Regions from separate parts of the Homo sapiens genome. Here region 2 is linked to region 1. The links are chromatin loops, found by intact Hi-C in ENCODE. Cell type or tissue: B cell. All regions are shown on one strand. Links, peaks and the distances in the headings refer to the core of each region. The heading gives the core; the rest is flanking DNA. Region 1 has its middle 13 kb from the start of EIF1AD. Region 2 holds the start of AP5B1 (adaptor related protein complex 5 subunit beta 1).

Region 1 (2,897 bases), core at 157-2,656:
CCCCGTCTCTACTAAAAATACAAAAAATTAGGCAGGCGTGGTGGCAGGTGCCTGTAATCCCGGCTACTCAGGAGGCTGGGGCAGGAGAATCTCTTGAACCCAGGAGCCAGAGGTTCCAGTGAGCCGAGATCACGAAGCAAGGAAGGAAGGGAGGGCGCGAGGAAGGAAAGATGTGGCCATAGATCGTGAGTAGGATCGATAAGACAGAACTCCATTGTCGAAAGCTAAATTATGGCAGACACAAAGCGGATGGGAGACCCACATGAAAGAAGGCACTTGGAGCCTTCAGAGAAGAACGCAGGGAGGCAAAACCCCCAAAGGCCTGAAAGCTTCAGCAGTCACTAGAAGGGGAGCTGAATACATGTGCTGAGGGGCCCTGGGGAGACGACCCTTCCAGAGGCTGCAGTTCTTAGGTCTTACCAGCCCCTCCTTGCTGCCCATCTACCAGGTCCAAGGCTCCCTGAATCCTCAGACATTAACTACAGGGGTACCTCATCCTTGTCCAGAGCAGGGTTTCTGGGGGACACAGCCACAGACACCTCCATGTGAGTCCTCCTGCACCTCAATTTGGGTGCTTTCTAACTGAAAGACCAGGGCGGCCAGGCGCGGTGGTTCACGCCTGTAATCCCAAAACTTTGGGAGGCCAAGGCGGGCAGATCGCCTGAGGTCGGGAGTTCAAGACCAGCCTGACCAACATGGAGAAACCCCATCTCTACTAAAAATACAAAATTAGCCAGGCGTGGTGGTGCGTGCCTGTAATCCCAGCTACTTGGGAGGCTGAGGCAGGAGAATCGCTTGAATCCAGTAGGCGGAGGTTGCGGTGAGCCAAGATCGCGCCAGTGCACTCCAGCCTGGGCAAGAAAAGTGAAACTGGGTCCCCCAAAAAACAAAAAAACCAGGGCAGTTCCCCACCACCCTCCAAGCACTGTACTCCAGCTTGTAAATGCTGCTGGGGAGGAAGGCCACTTCTGATCATGCCTTGGTGAGTGAATCCATCTCTGGGGGAGTGGAACTTGTGTTCGCAGTGGTCTACCAGCATCCTAACTGCTGTTGGGGCATGTGGACCCTTTGATTGGACCAAGAATGCAGTTCCCTTATGAGACTGTAACTAGGTTAGATGCTTTCGGGTTCTGTAGCCCAAGGCAAGGTGCTGACTTGCTGGTTTTACGTGCTTAGGGTGACCTCTGCTGGTGGCTTCTCTAAATGTTGGCAGAATACACAGCCAGGAACTGCCGGTACCGTCTCACATCAGCCAGTAGTTGGAGCCACATTGCTATCAGAAGGAAAAGAGTGCTCTTCTCATACAAGAATTATTAAAACAAAGTGATGCCCAATGCTGTTCAAGAATGAACAGCCTGGTCTGGTTAGTAACAAAGGATTCTGGTACTTGGCAACTCATTGTGGATTAGCAAGGGTTAAATAACAAAGTGGGTATTTTAGCGTCATGAGAATCTATCACAATAACTGGAAGAATTGCTGCCAGTACTGGCACCTGGTGTACAGCCCTGGGCACTGCTAGTTCTTTTTTTTTTTTTTTTTGGTTGGAGTCTTGCTCTTGCCCAGGCCGGAGTACAGTGGCGCCATCTCGGCTCACTGCAACCTCTGCCTCCCCTCCTGGGTTCAAGCGATTCTCCTATCTCAGCCTCCCAAGTAGCTGGGATGACAGGCGTGCACCACCACACCCAGCTAATTTTTGTATTTTTTTAGTAGAGACAGGGTTTCACCAGTTGGCCGGGCTGGTCTCGAACTCCTGATCTCAGGTGATCCACCTGCCTTGGCCTCCCAAAGTGCTGGGATTACAAGCGTGAGCTACCGCGCCCAGCCTGTACTGCTAATTCTTCATTCCTCAGTGTCACCAGATGAGGCATACGGCATGCCTCCACACCTCCCACAGGGGCTTTTGGATTCTCTTGCAAATGTCACCAGTGGATCAAACACACGCACAGCATGAACTGCTGGTGGTGTCCGTGGTGTCCTGACTTCTTGCTTCATCAGTGATTTTCTGAGGGCGGCTCCCACTGAGGAAACTGCCCACACTTCTCTGTGTGCTTCTCAGACACAGGTCAGTAGAGATGTTTGGGCCTTGAATGAAGACAAAACCCACGGTTCTGTGGCCCAAGTCACTTTCCTGGGAGACAACTGGGCAACTACTAAAGACGAAGCACCAGGCCGGGCACGGTGGCTCACCACCTGTCATCCCAGCACTGTGGGAGGCCAAGGCGGGTGGATCACCTGAGGGCAGGAGTTCGAGACCAGCCTGGCCAACATGGTGAAATCCCATCTCTACTAAAAATACAAAAAAAATTAGCTGGGTGTGGTGGTGCAGGCCTGTAATCCCAGCTACTCGGGAGGCTGAGGCAGGAGAATTGCTTGAACCCTGGATGCGGAGGTTGCAGTGGGCTGAGATCGTACAATTGCACTCCAGCCTGGGCGACAAGAGCGAGACTCCATCTCAAAAAGTAAGTAAGTAAGTAAATAAATAAATAAATAAAAATAAATAAAAATAAAGCAAACCATGTAAAAAGAAAAAAAGTGCACATGGAATTCGGACAATGGTTGCCTTGGGTGGGACAGCAGAGAATGGGCTGGTCAGGGTAGGATGGGAGGTGGAGTATGTTACTTGGGTTATTGTTAAAGTCCTAGCCTTTATTTTATGGTGGTGGGTTTGAAGCTGCTCACATTATTAAAAATAACCAACCAAATATTTAATTATTCTTGACTTTTAATTTTTTATTGAAAGGGAGTCTCACTATGTCACCCAGGCTGGCCTCAAACTCCTCAAGGGCTTAAGCAATCCTTTCCCTTCAGCCTTTCAAGTAGCTGGGATTACAGGCATGTGCCACCATGCCCAGCCAAAATGTTTAAATATAGGCCAGACTCAGTGGCTTACGCCTGTA
Region 2 (2,849 bases), core at 1-2,500, 210 kb before region 1:
GGCAAGCGAGGGGCCCAGGGCCACCCCCAACTTGGGTGCTGCCAGGTGTGCCAGCAGGATGTAGTAGAGGCGGGCGTGGTCACGCCCATCAGGGTCCTCCAGCTGCCTGGCCAGCACCTGCAGCAAGTCGACCAGGCCGCCCCTCACCCCTGCCCGCAGCAGCGCCCGGCAGACCCGCAGCAGGCCCTGCTGTAGGTCCCAGTTCGTGCAGTGGGCAGCCGCGGCCTGTAGAAAGTTGAGGGTAGCACTCTGGGCATCTCCATCTGCCACCTTTGCCAGCATTTGCAGGTGCCAGCAAAGAGCTTCATCCCTGCCCGGCCTGGACACCACCACCTGCCGCAACACCACCTTCAGGGGCTCCCTCAGCTCAGAGTCCACCTGATCCAAGAGGTCCACAAAGTGGGGAGCCAGCATGGGCCGGGCTTGGTACAGCTGGGCCAGTCCGTGGATCAAGGGGGTCAGCACCGTAGGTTGCCCAGCCAGGCAGCAGGCCACCAGATACGAGGCCTGGAAGCAGAGAGTGGCCAAGGCCCGGGGGCCCCCATCCAGGGCTGCCCGCTGCCGCAAGCCAGCCAGCAGCTCTTCCAGGTAGTGCCGTGGGCTTGGAAGCTGGCCTTTCTCCTCTTCTTCCTCCTCGGCACAGAGCAGGCACAGTAAATGCAGGCGGGCCAGGAGGGCCATTGGGTCATGCAGGAGACTGGGCAGGAGACCACGGCATAGCTGGGGCCCTAGCAGCAGTGGGGCAGCCTCCTCACCTTCAGGGCCCAGCGGCCAGTTCTCAGGGAAGCTCAGGACGCAGTGAAGGTAAAAGAGATGGGTGGGCGGAGGCAGAGCAGGGTGCTGGGCAGCCAAGGTGAGCCGGCGGAGCAGCAACGCTTCATCCTGGGCTGTGAACAAGGCCTCACCAAAGGCCGCCTTGAGCGCAAGCATGGCGTGCAACAGTGTCAGCTGTGCTGTGCCTAGCAGCCGTACCAGCTGCGGCTTGAAGAGTGCCGGTGGCTGTCCCTGCAGACCCCGCAGGGCCCAGCCCAGCAGCCACAGGAGCTGGGCCTGGGCCACAGGAGTGAGCAGATAGGAGGTGTCCAGAAGCTGGATCACCGCAGCCCGCAGCTCCCGCGCCTCCTCAGGGCTGTGCTCTCGTGCTGTAAGGCTACGCTCCCCCTCTCCCTCCTCAGCTGCCGGCCAGCTGGGTGCCTGGGGCTGAAGGCGTCCATCGCCCTCCTCCACTAGTGTCCAATCCCAGGGACCACCCCCAGTTGGGGAGACCTTATCCGTGAGCAGTCCCCCCAGGCCAGCCCCAACCCGGGACTGGAGCACCAAGGTGTTGCGCAAAGCGAGGGCCAGCAACAGGCTGAGTGGCTGGACAGGGCCTTCCTGCCCCAGCAGGCCCCGCAGCAACCCCAGGGAGCCCCCCAGCAGCCCGGGCTTGCAGCTCTCTAGCTCTCGCAGGCACTCGCAGGCCGTGGCCTGCAAGGGGCGCTGTTCCGAGGCGGGGACAAAGCCTCGCCCCAGATCGCTACCCGCGGCCAGGCCGAGCAGTAGGGGCAGGAGCCGGCAGGAGGCGCCCGAGGTGGGGCCCAGCGCGCCGCCCGCCGCCAGGGCAGTGGTGGCCGCCAGCAGCAGTGGCCGACGGAGAGCTGAGGGCCGCGGGGGTAGGAGGACCAAGGTGTCCAACAGGGAGGTGGCGGCCACTTCGGCCGCAGAGGCGTCGGGCCACAGCTGCGCAGGGTACTCCATGCTCAGGGCCAGCAGGGAAACCTGGATGGGGGATTAGGAGGGAATCACGAAGATGAGGTTCATGACGCGGCGGGCTGGGGTGACCCTGCGGAACGGCGCAGGGGACGCGTGGGGGCCTACCTTGGTCTGTTCGCTCAGCTTCTCACTTCTCAGGTCGCTCAGCAGGTCGCGACCCAAATCCTCCCCCTCGGGACCTGCCATGAAGGCAGACGGGCTGGCCCGGAAGGCCCCCAAGCGCTGGGCCCAGGCGTCCCGGCTCAGGGGCCCCATGGTGAGGCGCGCGGGCCCCTGCGCAGGGAAGAGGGACCCTCAGGCCGCAGCCACCGGGAGCGCGGGGCCCGCTGCCGACCCCGAGGGGCTGCGGTCACCCCCAGACGCCGCGCAGATGCCGGCGGGACCCGCGCCCGGCTCCCACGGTGAGACCAGGGCTCTCGGGGCCGACGCCAGAGCTGGGCGCCGGGGCCCTCGCGGGACAGGACAGGAGCAGGGCGGGGGAGGGTGCGTGCCGAGAGCTCGTTAGGCCGCCTCCCTCCCGCCCGCGGCCCGCACCGAAACCACAGCGCCACCCCGGCCCCCGGCGCCGGCGGTAACGGGCCGCGCTCGCCGCCTGACTCAGCCGCCGCGGGCACTCAGGCCGGCCGGCTCCTTCCGGGCTGGCGGCGCGGGGCGGGGCGCGGCGCGGGGGCGGCCGAGTCCGGGCGGGGAGGGGCGGGGCGTAACGGGGCCACCGCCTCCCGCAGGTGTCGACTCGCAGGTTTCGCGGGGGCTGACTAACTGTCCCGCCGCGCAGGCCCCCTTCCCCGAAACCGCCGCAGGCCGGGGCAGGAAAGGCGGAGGGGAGTGGGTAGGGGTGGCGGAGCGGGGTGGGCCTGGGCCCCAGATGCCGGGTACCGCGGCGCAGGGCTGCGATCCCGCGGCCCTCGGCGGACAGCGGCCCGGTCCCACCAGCGCCCGCCAAGCCGCGCAGGGCGGCAGCCAGCGCGCCCCCCGCCGGCGCCCGGGCACACCGCACCCTGCGCCAGACGCGCGGCCCCGGGGGGCGTGGGTGCGGGTCCTGGGGCTCCCGGAGTGGCCCCTGGGGGTGACCAAGGTGCGGTCGCAGGGCGCCCGCA

The links. A loop is a pair of places that touch in the nucleus more often than their neighbours do. Peaks named below come from ENCODE experiments on the same cell type or tissue, not always from the same donor. Only the 100,000 strongest peaks of a DNase experiment are listed, where the experiment ranks them.
Region 2: it touches region 1 in a loop (17-fold over the local background); 30 of 110 quality-filtered maps call a loop at or near these places.

What each region holds. Positions count from the first base shown.
Region 1 is chr11:65,987,950-65,990,846 of GRCh38, forward strand. No RefSeq gene overlaps it. Among named protein-coding and RNA genes, the nearest start is that of EIF1AD, 13 kb to the right of the region's middle. RefSeq lists an enhancer at 1,413-1,482. In B cell, for the core only: CTCF peaks have their summits at 1,290 and 1,499 (motif pointing left); a DNase peak (open chromatin) is centred at 1,202.
Region 2 is chr11:65,778,585-65,781,433 of GRCh38, forward strand. It overlaps AP5B1 (adaptor related protein complex 5 subunit beta 1), which reads right to left and starts at 2,392. Exons shown (of 2, transcript NM_138368.5): 1 at 1,858-2,392; 2 at 1-1,758. The coding sequence starts at 2,007. RefSeq lists silencers at 1,466-1,735, 1,886-2,065, 2,106-2,845 and an enhancer at 1,474-2,376. In B cell, for the core only: CTCF peaks have their summits at 1,526 (motif pointing right) and 1,725; DNase peaks (open chromatin) are centred at 318, 1,557 and 2,457; H3K4me3 peaks cover 1,375 bases; H3K27ac peaks cover 814 bases.